Regions from separate parts of the Mus musculus genome. Here region 1 is linked to region 2. The links are chromatin loops, found by intact Hi-C in ENCODE. Cell type or tissue: heart. All regions are shown on one strand. Each heading gives the region's core, and the rest is flanking DNA. Links, peaks and the distances in the headings are about the cores only.

Region 1 (7,602 bases), core at 2,384-4,883, 60 kb before region 2:
CCTTACCTGTCATAAGCTGTGTGTCCTCAGCAACCCCCTCAACCTCTCTGAAACTGGAAGCTTGCGTTTGGTTTAGGAATGGGGGGAAATGACTCTTGATTCACTGGGGTGGCTGGGGGTTCCCGACACATACTAGCCAAGCTGGTATCCAATAAACTGCAGTTTATCTGAAGCTGCCAAACTTCTAAAGAAAACAAGGAGGGCTCTGGGGTCCAGCCCACAGTTATCTCTCATGTTGTAAATATGGCTGCTATGAACATCTGGATTATTTCCTACAGATAAAGTCCCACAGTGATTGCTGTGCAGGTCAAAGGGCATGATTGTATATGCAAGTCAGCAGCTTTTGTTTTTGGAGCTCAGTCAAGCAGTCCTGGGTGTGGTCCCCACTGGGGCAATACTAATATGTGGCCTTGGGTGGGTGACTCCACCCCTGTATGCCTTTGGTGCTTATCTGTCCATCAAGGATAACGCCATTACCTGTCTCAAGGGATTGCTGCCGCTCTTGAAGAAAGTGCTCATAAACTTTGCTTTTTATTATGGCTCTGGCTTGCTCTGATCCAACTTCCCCAGTTAATCAATAGGGAAATCCAGGCTGAGTGAGGGGAGGAGCTGGATGGCAAGGTCACACAGCTTTTATTGGTGGCCCAGATAGGGTTGGACCTGCTCCAGTCTCTCCTCTGGGAGGCCCACCTAGAACCCAAGTGGGGCCGGAGCTGGAAGGGACTGAAGCTACTGTAGAACAAGGTCTCCAGGTTGCAGAAGTGGAGAGTAAGTGGAGGGATGCGGGATCCTGGGATGACCTTGTGGCACACACTTGCCTTCTCAGCTCTTGGGGAAGCAGGAGGATGGATGTGAGTCCGATTCCAGCCTGAGCTGCTTCGGAGAGTTCAAGGCCAGCCTATGTTACATAATAAGAACCTTCTTGAAAGAAGAGAAAGAGAGAGAAAGAGACAGAGACAGACAGAGAGAGAGAGACAGAGACAGACAGACAAGAGACACACAGGGAGAGAGACAGACAGACAGACAGACAGAGAGACGAGACACACAGGGAGAAAGAGAGAGAGAGAGAGAGAGATAGACATATGGATATTGCAACATATGCCTCTAATCCAGCATTTGTAGGTAGAGGCAGAGGGATCAGGAGTCAAGGCATTCTTTGCATATACAGATGTTTGAGCCCAGCCCGTTTCAGGACAAAAACCAAAACCAAAATGACCGAAAGTCCCTTGGGCCTCTGCATCATGCTGTTGCCCAGCAGGCCCCTCACCTTCTCTGTCTCCATGTGTTTGCTTCTGCTGTGTGCACTGTAATGATCTCCCTAACCAATCTGCCTTGAATTAAATGACCTTCTTACTCGATGGAGACATTGGAGCCTCCTTTATCTGTCTTCCAAGGTCACAGCATGCCTTAGGGAACACTGATTAAATAGAAGGAACTTGGGGGATTTCAGAGCTGGCCTGTCAGTTATATTTTTTTCCTAATGGGAAGGGGAAAAACCCAAAGGAAATGAACCTTGCTCAAGGAGATATGCTTGATCAGTAATGCTCTCATAAACGTCGACCAAGATGGCCTCATGGGCCAAGTGCTAAGCTGGCAAGGTCCAGGCATGGCAGAAGAAATAGACTTGGGAATGGAAAAAACAAAACAAAACAAAACAAAACAACAACAACAACAAAAACAACCCCCAAACCAAACTCTGGTTCAAGTCCACACTAACCCTCCTTCCTGGGACCATATTATGGCTTTTTCCCCCCTCGACCTCAGTTCTGTCACTTAGGAAATGGAGATGCCAAACCTACCTACATCTTGAGGCTCCTACAAGCAGGAGTTAATGACATCTTCAATAGGTACAATAAGCTCCGAGGGGTCTTCAGGACACTAGCTGGGTGATGTCTAACCAGCAGATCCCAGGCCAAAGTTCAGCTCCTTCAGTTAGCGGCTGTGTGTCCTTGGATGAGTTGATTCCCTACTCTGACCCTCAGTTCCTCCTCTGTGAACGTGAATGGGTTTTTATGCTCGCTTCCTGCTCCTTCCTCCTCCAGCACCACGGATCTTGTGTCTGTTCTGTTCTCTGTTTCTTTCCTCAATGCTTCCTGAGCAGGAAGTTACCTTCCTTTCTCCCTCCAGTATCCCCAAGATCTAGCTCAGTACTCAGCATAGCAGGTACTTAATACATATCTGTGCGCTTAACGGAAGGGTGGGTGACTCTGTAAAAGCAACAGAGTTCATGATTCCTACTCCAAAGAATGCTCCACGTGAAATGTGACATGGACTGTGTCTCTCAGCACACAGTAGGGCCAGTCAATCAGGAGAGAGCTGCTCACCACTCCCCCAACACCCTGCAGTGGAGGCAGGATAGTCCAGCAGCTCTTGCAGGGTGGCTTCACTTCCTGGCTCAGCCTGGGCTCTCTAATTGCTCTCCTCTTCTTGGCAGCTTCAGAAGCTGGCTAATGAGTTTGCACCCGGCTGGCCCCTGGGCTTGGCCACACAGCCCAGACCTGCCTGCCCATCTGCAGGCAGACAAAGGCCCTCTGTCCCTGGGATCTGCTTCCTGCCTGCCCACCACATCGCTTACAAACTGAGCTCCTTGGCTGCCAAGTCCCTGTTTTGCATTCAAGGAGCCCAAAATCTCTACATGGGTGGAGCATGCAGAGCCCAGGGGAGGAAAGAGTCTTTGCCCTTTGGGGTAGAGTCCCTAGTACGTGTTCCAGGACTGTCCAAACTATAGGTGCTATAAAAGACTGTGCTTGGTACAACCAAAAGCCGGCCTGCCTGAGTTGGAGCCTCTCCCCCTCCCCAGCTGTGTGACTTTTGCTGGACAAGTCTCCCTCTCATCTTCTGTTTCCTCATCTGTAGGGCAGCTTTAGATGCCACGAGCACACGGGTGGAAAGCGTTCACCTCAACTCCTGACCCATGGCAGCACATCTGTGCTGTTTGGGGACCCCTTTTTGATCTGGGATCCTTAGTCCAGGGATGCTCAGCACAGTGCTACAGACCCTTAGGACAGGAGCAGGCCATCTTTGTTTACAGAGTGTTTGTCATCCTTCCTAGTACCACCCTCTCTGATCTGGAGGTTTCTTGTCAAGCTCTTAAGTCTCTGGTTTCCTCTAGGAACCCGAGATTCCCCACAGCCAGACTATACTGGAAGCATCCTATCTCTAAGTGCCCCTAAACAACTGCTCCAGCCTGGGAGCCCCAAGTAACTTGGGTGGCTAGCAGTAAGCATTAGGACAAGGGGGATGGTGGCTTCTTCAAGGACAGAAGCTAGCAGCTCTTTGAACTGCTTCCTCTAACATTTCCTTGGAGCCTCCATCTTCCTTTTACACAAAGGATCACAGACACTATCCTTGTGTATCCATTCTGTCCTGCTCACCACTATGGTCCCTGTCCAAGTCACAACTCCTGTATCCAGCATCTGCTGCCAACCCCATGATGCATCATGTTCCGTGCATCCCATGCAAGAGCCCCAGAGCAGTCTGCTGTGTGCAGTGGCTAGGCTTTGCTCCCAGCTGTCCCAGTGCCCTTCTCTCCCCTCCCCCTCCTGTAGTGCTCCCAGCTCCCTGCACCAGCACAGCTCTGCCCTGCTGCAGGCTCTGGACCAACCCTGAGCTCACCACCCTGCTGGAGCACATGTCTGCCCAGCATGGCATTCAGTTTATTTATGAGGCTGACTGTCTGCCCTCGATCCCGGGAGCCCCAGGGCAAGGGCCTGTCTGATTCATTGCCCGGCTCAGGGTCTGGCCGGCATCAGAGAGCGTGTGCTGAGCAGCAGTGATGGGAGCTGGCTCGGGCAGGAGGCATCACAGGCTGGTTGGCACACAGCTCAGGCTTAGGGCTGCGGGTGGCGGGCTTGCCGATGCCAGGGCTGCTGGAGAGGGCCAGGAAGCCTCCTTTGCTCCTCCTCCTTCCTCTGTTGGGCAATGACTCATTCACTCAGCAACTTCTTGTTCATTCATATGTGCGTATGCTACTTTACCCCCATTCAATAACAAGCTCATTCATTCATTCACTCCCTCATTTCTTCACCGTCCCATTGTGAACATCTGCCCATTACGATCATCTTAAGCTTTGATCTTGCGGTTAGTCTCACCATCTGTGGGAATCCTCAGGACTCGGGGGAAAACTGTTCCAGGCCATCTCTAAAGACTGCCTCTTTAAGGGTAGAGGAAGACTGAGCTGGAGAGGGAGGCGGGGCATAGATGTATCAGCAAATAACTGCAGCCAAATGGTTGGGGTTGTGGTGGGAGTAGATCATGTGACCACAGAGGGATGTGAGTAGACCTCACTGAGGAACGGTCTCATGAGGTTGGGTGAAAAGGGCATGAGGGACTAGTAGACACCAATCAAGAGCTTCATGGGAATAGACAGTGTCAGAACTGAGACAGAGGCAATGTCTCTACCACTTGAAGGCTGCTTGGCTGGATTGAGGAGGGTAGGAGGGGCAGGAATTGACAACAGCTGCCACCTTCCACTGAGAGATACTGAATCCAGACATTTATTCTATGCATTACAGTGTTCTAGTGGCTGGGAATCTGAGCCTGGTTGACAGGCAGCTGGGAACACAAGTATCTCTGCAATGTAAGATATCTTTAAGTGCTTTTCAAAGCTTGGGAACTGGGGGGTGAATAGTTTGCTCCTCCAGCAGACACCACTGAGGAACGCTATAGCTCACGAAAGTGTCTGGGCACTGGGAACATCACTTGTTGATGGCTTCTTCAACTCTGTGCTCAGCACAAGATTGAGACCTGTGGCCGGTGTGAGGCTCAGAAGCAACGTGGGCTCCATGGTACTGTAGACTTCTAGCAGTTGTCCTCAAATTTAAGCAGCTATGTGAGATGGGGAGGTTCAGGGAGTACAGAGGGTTCTAGATGCTCATGAGGAATAAGTCTGTCAGCAGGGGAGAAGAGTGGAGGACCAGAGAATATAGCAAGCTGGTCCTCTAGGCCCATCCATCCAAGCCAGCCCAGCCCAGCCCAGCCCAGCCCAGCCCAGCCCAGCCCAGCCCAGTCTCTTCAGCAGTGAGGACTGAGGCTGTTCAGTCCTCCAGCTGAAGGCTGGCTCCAGCTCTGAGCTGCAAGTCTCTCCAAGCCAATGCATGTGGGGTACAAAGCTCTACCACATCCCTTGTAGGATGTCAGTATCAGCCTGCATAAAACACCCTGAGAAGGACCCTGAACCTAAACCCAAGGCCAGAGTGAATACTGCCACTGCTGGAACAGAGCAGGTACTCAGAGCCCTGGTGTCTTGAGCTGTGGACTCAGACACTGTGAACCCCTCTGGAGATCTCAAGGGTCTAAGAGAGTGCAGTGTCTCTCTTAGACTTGTGTCTAAGAGAGTGCAGGGCTCCAGAATGGGCATCCCAGCCCCTGCAGGGGTGTGAGCAGAAGCTGGATCTAGGGAGGACGACATTGGTATTCAGGAGTGTCTCTGTCCAGCCTGGGATTTGAGGAATTGAGGGAGGGGCAGGACTTGGGAAGGCAAGCTGCAGCTCCTCTCTTGACCCCCAGGCGTCGCCACAGTTTTGGTGGCAGCTGCTATTCCTTAAAGCTTTGGCTACAACTTTTTGTTTTTGTTTTGGTGTTTTAAAATGCTAGTTTGTGAACCCAGGGCCTTGCCACACGAGGCAAATGGTCTACCACTGAGCTACAAGCCTGCCTTATGTTTCCCTGTGGCAGGGAGCATTCATTCTTTTGTTCTTTTGGACCAGCAAATATTAGGTCATTTAAGGGTTCATTTAAGGAGTTCTTGAAGAATTCGATGTTCAAATTTTAAAGAAACATTGTTACTTTTTAATTCTGTCTGTCTCTCACTTTTTCTTTCTTTCTACCTTTTTTCTTCTCTTTGATCTTATCATCATCATTGTTGTTGTTGTTGAAACAGGGTCTCAAGCAGCCCAGGTTGGCTTTAAACTGTGCTCTGTAGCCTAGGATGGCCTTGAACTCTTGATCCTCCAGTCTTTGTGTCTCAGGAGCTGGAATTGGAGGTATGTGCTACCACACCCAGCTCCTTTTTCCTTTTCCTTTTCTTTTTAAGGTAAAGTATCACTAGTAGCCCTGGCCAGGCTGAAGCTTATGTAGACCAGCTGGTCTTGAACAGCAGCAATGCTTCTGCCGCAGCCTCCCTGGAAACCAGTGTTGAATTGACAGTTTGCCACTATGTCTGGCTTTGAGTCATTTCTTTGTCTATCAGATAAACTGCCCATAGAATAAGCACCTAGGGGACTCTTTCTTGTATTACTTTTAATCCAGAGAATTTTAAATAACAAATGCACTCTATGATAACAATTTGAATGGGATCATGATATATAACCCAGAGAGGAGACCCTTTCCCCCAAATTCCATCCCCTGGAGGTGGCTCCTGTTGATAGTGTTAGAAGGTCTTCTTTGGGTTTCTATACAGATGTCAGTTACTGCCCAAAACTATCTGAAACATAGAAGTGCCTGTTTCCTTCCCAGTTCTTGTGAGGGATTGTCCTCCTGGTTAAAGACTCATCACTGGCCCCAGAGAGGATTCAGATAAATAAGGCAGTGATAGAGAGATGAACAGAGAAAGATTCTGAGAAACCAAAGAACAGCCTGGAAACCAGGCTCTGCTGAGAAACATGTTGGGCAGGAAGCATTGCAGTAAGAAGCAAGTCCAACACTAGCCGGCTTAAACAGGGATGACCTTCCAGTGTGTCTTACATCTATAATCCCAGTGTTTGCTATACATTCAGGGCTAACTAGGGCAATATAGCAAGATCTTGCCTCAAAACAACAGGGGCCAGCACAATGGCTCGGCAGGTAAAGGTGCTTGCCACCCTGAACCCACAGAGCAGAAGGACAGAACCTTCTCCTGCAAGTTGTCCTCTAACTTCCACACTTGTACCATTGCACACAATGTGTCCCCAAACAAATGAAAATGACAAAACCTAGTGACAGCTAGACCTGCTTAACCAGACTGTAAGGATAGGGTGATCTTTGGAACTAGATTAACCCAGCAACTCTTCCCATCTCTTTATAGTCCCTCCCACCGTGTGTGTGTGTGTGTGTGTGTGTGTGTGTGTGCAGTCTTGTGTTAGCTGCCCATGAAGTTGCTATGTAGCCTGGGTTGATCTAGAAGTCTTCCCCCAGCCTCTCAAGTATATTACAGGTGTGTACCTGCACATACAAACCTTGTCTCCACTGTCTGAGACTTCATTCTTGAGCTGGCTTCCCTCTGAACTGCTAATAATGAGGCTACACATCCAGAAGAAAATGGTTTCCTCCAAGCTTCCAGCAAAGTTCCTCTCTCCCACCTCGCATACTGGCCAGGGTCTCAGGCCTGTTCCTAGGTCCAGCAGTGAGGGCTTGTAGGGTGCTGTGGGTAAGTGTGCTGGAGCTGCAACAACCACTGCTTCTTTGGTCCAAAATGCAGAGTGGTCTGGTCCTTGCTTCTTCTACATTTGGTGGTCTTGCAAATGGCTTCTAGCCATCTCACGCTAGTCTGTGCCTAACTTCCCATGACCTTCTCCTTCCTTGCTGACTCACCTATAGCAATAGGTCCAGGCTCCCCTAACAGTCTGACACCTGAGCACCTGTCACCAGACTCAGAACCCACTGGGAACGTCCAAGATGACTGAG
Region 2 (7,602 bases), core at 2,852-5,351:
AGACGGGAGAAGGCAAGGGTTACGTGCCTGCAGAACTGAGGGCTAACGGTATAGAGGGTGGGGAGGCCTGAGATTGCAGTACGGCTGGTGAGTACGGCCAGAATCAGGAGTCCTACTGCAGTTCTCGGCAAGCTTCCAACTGGGCAACTTAGAGGTACATGTTGGCCCACATCTGTAGGAGGCAGCTCTTGTGTGTGTGTGTGGGGGTGTGGGGGGGTGTGGGGGGAGCTCTGTGCTCACCCTGGTCTACCTTGGCTCTTCTGCCTCTCCCCTTCTTAAGATGGTCTTGGCCTAACTTTACCCTTGCATATGGATTCCCACCCAAAGATCTCAACCTTTCACTACAGGAAGTTCAATGAGGCAAGAGAGATGCTTCAGTTAGTGTTCTTCCAGGAGAGATGCTGTGGGGTCATGACAGCACAGTGTAAGAAATGTCAACAGGGACAGTGCCAGCCGTGGACAGTGTCAGCCTCGGGGGTGGGGGGAGGGGCAGTGAGGCAGTGGTACAGATACTGTAAGGCAAGCACTGTCAAGGAAGGGTGATGGGCAGTAGCGGGGTGTGGTGGGGCATGGTGGTGACAGAGGCAAGGCTGTCATAGTTCCACAGGGAGGAGATGGGGACAGATGATTTTGGTAAAGCTGTCGACTGCTCCAAGGACATACATGGACAGGGAAGTGATGGCCGAAGAATTACACAAGTGTTACGTCCATATCCAAGGCTACACTGCCCACTAGGGCTTGAACCCAGAGCCTGTGAACACCAGAGCCATGTCTGGGGCTTCTGAGGGTGCCTCAAAGTGCAATGAACTAGCTGACACAGGGACCTAAGAAAAGCTTGCCACATGCCCAGGAATACCGGCCTGGCTCTGGGGTGAGGGGCAGAGGGTGTGAATGGGCAGCTTCTGACCCCCGGGAGGGCCACAGCAGGGACTCACCCATGCAGAGGTGCACGTTTCAGGGCTTCTGCTGAGAAGTGTGTGAGGTAGAGGCACGGGCTGGAGGAGGGCCCGTGGAACCGGCCCCAAGCCCAGGCCACTCTTGTCCGCTGAGGGGCTGCAGGGCCCAGCCAGGGCCCATTTCCCTGGCAGCACTGTCTGTGGCGGTGACTCGGCCTGACCCAGAGACCATCTCCTGGTGGGTGAATATCTGGGGGTGCCTGTGTCTGTGGCACGCTCGAGTCCAGCGGGCGCTTCTCTTCCTATGGGGTAGGGAGTGAGACAGGACAGCTCCAGTCTTGGAGACCCACAAAGGTGAGGGCCCAGGTCCCTTCCTGGGCCCATCTGGGGACCAGGTGTGCTCGTTACTGAGGCCTGAGCTTCTCGGGCCGGTGAACATTGCTGGGGAGACGAGTCATTTTTGGTGAGTGAATGTTTGCGAGTGAGTGAGGGGCGGCTGCCTGCTTCTTTGCTTGGGGACCACGGCCTCCTAGGGGACGTGGCCTTGGGACTCGGGGCTGAGCTCATGTCCTTCTCCAGTGGGGCCAGTCCCAGCCTGGGAAGGCCTTGGGTACCCCGGCTAGGTGTGGAACAACTGCTGGCGGTCAAATGCGTGGCTTCTGAGATGGAGCTGCCTTGCGGGACCTCGTCAGAAGTGCTATCTGGAGCCTGAGGGCCCTCAACGGGTGAGGAGTTCTCCTGTAGTGTGGGGGGCAGGCAAGGCGGAGCTGCCTCCGAGCATGGCCCAGACAGCTCATCCTGGCTCTCTTCCTCCTCCTCTTCCTCCTCCTCATCTTCATCCAGGTCTGAGTCTGAGTCAGAGTCCTCCAGGTCTGAGAACTGGTGCTCCTCCACAGCCTCGGCGCCCTCTTGCCCCTCTGAGTCCTGGTGCAGGTCATCACTGGTTCCTGAGGGGAGAGCACAGGATACTCAAGATTACAGCCACTTCAGGCTAAGCCCGGTTTCACTGCCTGCCAACTAGGCACAGTGCCACGTGGCAGACGACCAAGTGACATAGCAGATAGAAGAATACTCTGTAAATAATAGTGTACAATGACCTCATGCCTCGACGAACAAGTTCAGCTCTGCGGGCTTTAGGTACGTGAATTCATGTAGCCCTCAAAGAATCCTGGCATCACTGGGGAACTGGGGGTTCTATTCTTACGCTCATGCTGTGGATAAGGAAACCGAGGTAAGGGGGATCAGGTAACCTTCCCAAGTAAGGCCTAGGGCTTCACTGGGGCAAACAAGATCATCTGCTTTCTGGTTTCTCAGTGTGGGTTTCACCACGAGCCAGCTGTAATGCTGTGCCTCAGTCTCTCCTTTTGTTAAGTGGATGTCTCACTGTATGGCTTTTTCTGAGAGGAAAAAATAATGCAGGCCTGGTACACAGCAAGGGCCCAGATAATTACAGCCACTATGACCCCATTACTGATGGCATCTATCACTCTGGGACAGGGCATGCTGGCTGGTCCAGCAGACAGTCACGGTCAGTTAAAATGCAAACCAGATGCTAACATGACCAGGCTGGCCTACACAGCGGCTCTGGGCAGATGGCAGAGTTTAGCTTCTGTGAGTTGCTGGGCTAGGCTGGCCTCAGTCTTTAGGGCAGGCCTGACCCCTGCCATTCCTGCCCTGTGGAGCACTCTGAACGTCAGCTTCCGGGTCTGGATTCTTATGGAGTGGAGGTTTCCATCAGCTGGTGAGGCTGTGCCACCATCAGCAATGGAGACCGAGGCATCCCTGAAATGGTCAGCTGTCCACAATCTGGGGGATGACCTGGAGAGTTTGTGCTCTGTTGGCCCATCACTAGACTGCTGTGACATGACCAGTTTGAACTGGTTCCAGGTGGCCTAATGTGTCCACTATCCCTATCGCTCGCCCGGGCACCAATATTCCATTTTCTCCTGGTCAGGAAAGATAGTCCCCGAGCCCTGGCTCTCCACCATGCCCAGGAGGGCCAGAAACAGTGATGCTAACACCTCCATGGTCAGGTACCAAAGTGGATAACGTGAACATTCACTAGGAAAGAGAGAGAAAATTGTGTGTAGAGAAGGAGTTGTCAGGCAGAGGGAGGTTCCAAGGGCAGAGTTTGGGCAGATGGGAGCGAAGAGACGAGGCCTCGAGGGGAATGGGTGATGGGAGACATAACAGACAGGGGATGGAGGGAGGGGCAAAGCCCTGCATCAGCTCATTCTGCTGACCTAGGACTTTGGCAGGAGCCCTGACTGCAGGCCTCAGGTTTTACTCAGCCCTGGCCCTCACTCACATAGTGAAACCCAAGCGTGGAGAAGGCCACGGCCTGCCCCACAATCATCCAGCTATCTCCTGGCCTAGTCAGAACTAAGGTTCATAGTCCTCACGTCTCACACTACAGTTCAAAATGGCATTATGCTTTGAGAAGCAGATGCAGCCACGAATCCCCACCCTGCCCTCCTCTTGCTGGGTGACAATGGCTGGTTTATGTCCTTTTGTGTCTGCTACCATCTCCTCTGTCTGTGTCTCCCCCTCCCATAGGCAGGTGGCCAGGGTGGCACTGTTAGCATCTGCACATGAAGGCTGAAGCAGGGTCCTGACTGGGGAGGGAGTTGGGGCCAGCATCTCCTGACATCCATCAAGACAGGCCCCAAAGCCCTTCTTTACTGAGGAGAAAGTGAAGGCCCCCTGTATGAGTCCCAGTGTGGCGGGGATGATGGAAGAAGCCCTCTCCAGACCACACTACTTCAGGCACTCCACATCTGATTCCTGCAGGCATCTAAAGGGTTCCCCTGCCTGCTCAGCACCCCCCCCCCCTTTCCTGATATTCCATATGGGCCTTTTTCTGCCTTTAGTGCTTTCAAATCTAGTGGAAGGCACTGGACAGAACCTTCTGGGTGCAGTTTCTAAGACTGGCCACAGGGTGGCAGTGGCTGACAACCCATTCCTTAGCAGTGTGCTGGAGCTAGGGCATCCTGGCTTGGTGCTCTTCAGGGCAGTTCCTGCTACCAACTCTATGTTTAGGATACCCAGATCCTAATGCCCGTCGCTGGGTCTGCCTTGGTGCATGAAGTAACAACTCCATCCTTCCAGTCTCTTAGGTTACAAAGCTTGGAGCCATCCCTGGCCCTTTCCCTCCCCTCCTCTGCCCTCTATGATGTAGCAGGACCATCTATGGGCTCAGTCTCTGAAAGCATCTGGAATCAGACCACTTCTCACCTGAACTGTGCTCATGTGTCTGGCCTAGATCACATCCCTACACCCCTGCTGGAGTTCTCCGCACACAGGCAGAGGACATATGTATCACTCCCATTATACTCAAGGATAGAGGATAGAGGTCAGCCAAGGCCCCCTGTCTTTCATGGTCCTTCATGGTCCCATGTCTGGGCTTATGTTACAGGGCCCTCGCCAGGACACCATCTATAGTAGCCTGGCATGCATTTTGACAACATGGGGGCCTCACATTATAATTTGTGAAGACAGTGCTTTGAGTGGATTGTTGTAAACATTGGTTTATTCAGTGTTAAAAGAAACATGATCTAACTCTTGTTAGATTGCTTCACAAACAGAAAATAAAAACCACAGCTTTCTCCTTTCTTCTCTGCCCCCCACCCCCCTGACCCACTCCCTTCTTCGTCTTGTCACACTAAGCCCTGACCCTGACTCCTGAGAATCTACAGCTAAGGTTTGTCATTCTATCTGCCGCAGCCCCTCTGGCCTCCCTCCTTACCCGTGTCCCCTGCCTTGTCTGCTATCAGTCTGCCTCTAGCTTGTTTCTGATGCTGGAGGACCATAGTCAGGTTGTAGTGATGTGTCAGGGCCGAGAAGGGATGGACCTACCCGATCTAGCTTTGCCTTTCTCAGTGACACTCGCAGTCCCACAGACCACATTGCAGGTTCCTATCAGAAGAGACTTCTAGTTAAGTGCCTGAAGATCTATCCAGGTCCCACTAAGACAACTCAAGGCACGTGTTTAGACTGTGCTTGGCACACACTGGGTGCGCCGAGTTCCCGTTGGGGCTGGCTTTCTGCTGGAACACTAGGTTATACTGAACTGCACAGTGACTGGCTCTGTGGCACTGGGGAGCATTTTATGAATTTAACATTTGCTGCTTCCCAGTTGTTCAGCAAACTAGAAGGGAGGACATAGAAGGGAAAGATGGTGGGAGGGAGAGAGAGGAAGGGGAACAGTAGTAGAAATGAGGGTGTCTGGAAAGGGGGAAGGTCAGGGGTAAGGGGGAGGGATGTGAAGTGGAGAGGGAGTTAGGGAAAGAGGAGGTTGGTACAGTACCTTCTTCGGCTTCCAGCTCCTCCAGCACCCCCGTCTCTTGGCACTTTTTGCTGTGGGCTTTCGACTTCATGTGCTTAGTCAGATTCCCTGGAAAGAAATGAGAACAGACTCATGGCCTGGTGGTAGGGGGAGGGCAATACACAGCTGCCAGGCCACAGCTCCTTACACAAGTGCCGAGGGCTGGGCAGGGGCCAAGGCCTCCTGTGCTCCAGCATGCAGCCAGACTATGCAACTGTAACTGCTACAGAAGGTCAAACACAGGAGCTGGGGCAGGGAGGGCATGCAGCTGGGGGGGAGGGGGCAGGGTACAGTGAGAACCAGAGATGCTGGTTAAAACACAGAGAAGTTGAAAGACCACTCAGGTGCATTTTTTTTCTTCTGCTTCTGTCTTATGTTTGGGCCCCGGGGCTGGTGGCACACTCAGATAAGATGATTTGCAATCTTAAATGCTGGAGTGACATGGGATTCTCATGACTAATACAGTAGCTGCGGGCTGAGAAGTTCTTCTGACCGAGTATACTACAATCAGGCCAATCCTTAGGGTCTAAGCAGAGAAAGCAGGGCATGGTTCCTTGCAGGAGCAGTGAGGTGAGCAGCAAGGGACATGAGCCCCACAGGCTCTGGGACGCAGGCTGGGACTGTCTTAGGGACAGCCCCCTCTCTGGGGCACAGTGCAGACAGAGGACTAGAGTGCTATGGGAATGGGTTGTCCAAGGCTCTGTGAAGCCCTGAGGTACTGCCCCAAGTTGTAGGCCTGGCCCCATAGGCTGGGGAACTGGAGCGATAGCTTCTGAGGCCAGGGTAACAACAACAGCAACAGTGATGTCAGGTTCTCCATGGTGCACACCTGTGACAGGCTGCAGGGTGAGGAGCTCTGTGGACAGCAGGTTCAGGGAGGAGAGGCTAAGCTCCCTGTCCTGTCCCCAGAGAACACAGACAGACGTCACAGGAAGTTCCTTTGGGTTGTGCTCTGAGGACTGTTGTATTTCCACATGGCTGATCCTATAACATGTCTGAAGCTCCCGGGGTCAGGTACGCTGTCCCATGAGCCTTAAATTGTTGAGTCTGAATGGATGGACGGAAGGAGGTAGAATGGAAAGATGGAGTCTCTGGGAACGAGTGCACAGGGGGACGAGGTATGGCGAATGGAGGAACATGGAGAGAAAGATAGAAGCATGAGGACAGATGGACACTGGAGGAGAAGCCGATGGCAGGCAGGCAGACAGAGGAGGCAAGGTCCACGGGGAAAAATAAACAGGGGAACTGGTGGAAGTTGGCCTGTAAGCAGATGGAAAGATGGGCGGCTACATGATCGGAGGATGGATGTCCACACGTGGGAATGTATGGGAGGCCAGTCCAGAGGGGAAAAGGAGAATGGGCAGACAGATAGAGCCGGGGGTGGGGACAAGAAAACCTGTGTGTGTGTGTGTGTGTGTGTGTGTGTGTGTGTGTGTGTGTGTGTGTGCGTGGGGGGGGGGCGCATGAACAGGGACACTGTTAGATGAGTAGACAGGAGACAGAGCTAATGGGAAGAGAGATGGACAGACAGATGAACATAGCCTAACCAAGGGTGATCTCCACTCAGAAACGTCAGGTTTTCGGCTGAGGCTGCTGGGGAAGCACAAGTGAGATTGGGTGAATACGATGGCCAAGACTAGAGAGGACTAACTCCTTCTCTTCCCACTCATCATCCAACTCTACCCTGCCCAGCTTGGGCCTCCTTCCTGCACCTGGATGGAGAGCTCCCGAGCCAGTCGCATGCCCTTCATGCTCATTGTCTGAGCGAGCAGCAGGTGAGACGAGAGAGCTGTAGGCCAGAGATCCCAACTGCCCTGAGGTTCCCGTTCTTGAGTCCCTTCTCTGACTACCCTCAGTCACACCGGTGACATTTGCCATATACGTTATACCTGTAGAGTTTAGATTTCTAGTCAACCAGGCTAGACACACCGCTAGAGCAGTGTTTGTAGTCTCTCAAGAAATGCACTCCAGGAGAAAAGTGGTGGGTGGGATTCCACAGACCATGTCTTTCAACCCACTAGGCTCAGTTCTTCTGTTTCTAATTTAACTCTGGGCGCAGGTGCTGATGACATCATTGGGCAAGATTCTTGGCTGTCCTGGGTGCTGGCAGGGCTCCTGCAAACCAGCACAGTGAAACAACTGGCCCAGAACCACAGCGTTGGCTAATGAAAAGCTCTGGCTAGACTCAGGTCTTGGGACCCTCGAACGTGGCTGGCCTTGCGGTGGTTTTGTAGCTAGATGGCCTGGTGGAGGAGGGTTATGGGGAGGTCTGGGCTCTGTACTGCTAGCTATGTTCCCTGAGTAAGTTTTTCAATGTTCCTTACTCTGTAGGGTCCCGGTTTTCTATTTCTTTAAATACCCACCTCATGGAAATACTGCGAA

Evidence for each region. Peaks named below come from ENCODE experiments on the same cell type or tissue, not always from the same donor. Only the 100,000 strongest peaks of a DNase experiment are listed, where the experiment ranks them.
Region 1: it touches region 2 in a loop (6-fold over the local background); 5 of 42 quality-filtered maps call a loop at or near these places.

Annotation. Positions count from the first base shown.
Region 1 is chr4:120,185,020-120,192,621 of GRCm38, reverse strand. All of the region lies in intron 1 of Gm36134 (a long non-coding RNA gene), which reads left to right. It overlaps Gm36013 (a long non-coding RNA gene), which reads right to left and starts at 1,839. Exons shown (of 3, transcript XR_868081.1): 1 at 1,800-1,839. In heart, for the core only: no CTCF peak of the experiment used is centred there; a DNase peak (open chromatin) is centred at 3,701.
Region 2 is chr4:120,125,963-120,133,564 of GRCm38, reverse strand. Hivep3 (human immunodeficiency virus type I enhancer binding protein 3) reads right to left here. Exons shown (of 9, transcript NM_010657.3): 7 at 5,203-5,289; 8 at 936-1,843. Among named protein-coding and RNA genes, the nearest start is that of Edn2, 31 kb to the left of the region's middle. In heart, for the core only: a CTCF peak has its summit at 3,834 (motif pointing right); DNase peaks (open chromatin) are centred at 4,034 and 4,154; H3K27ac peaks cover 466 bases; H3K27me3 peaks cover 88 bases.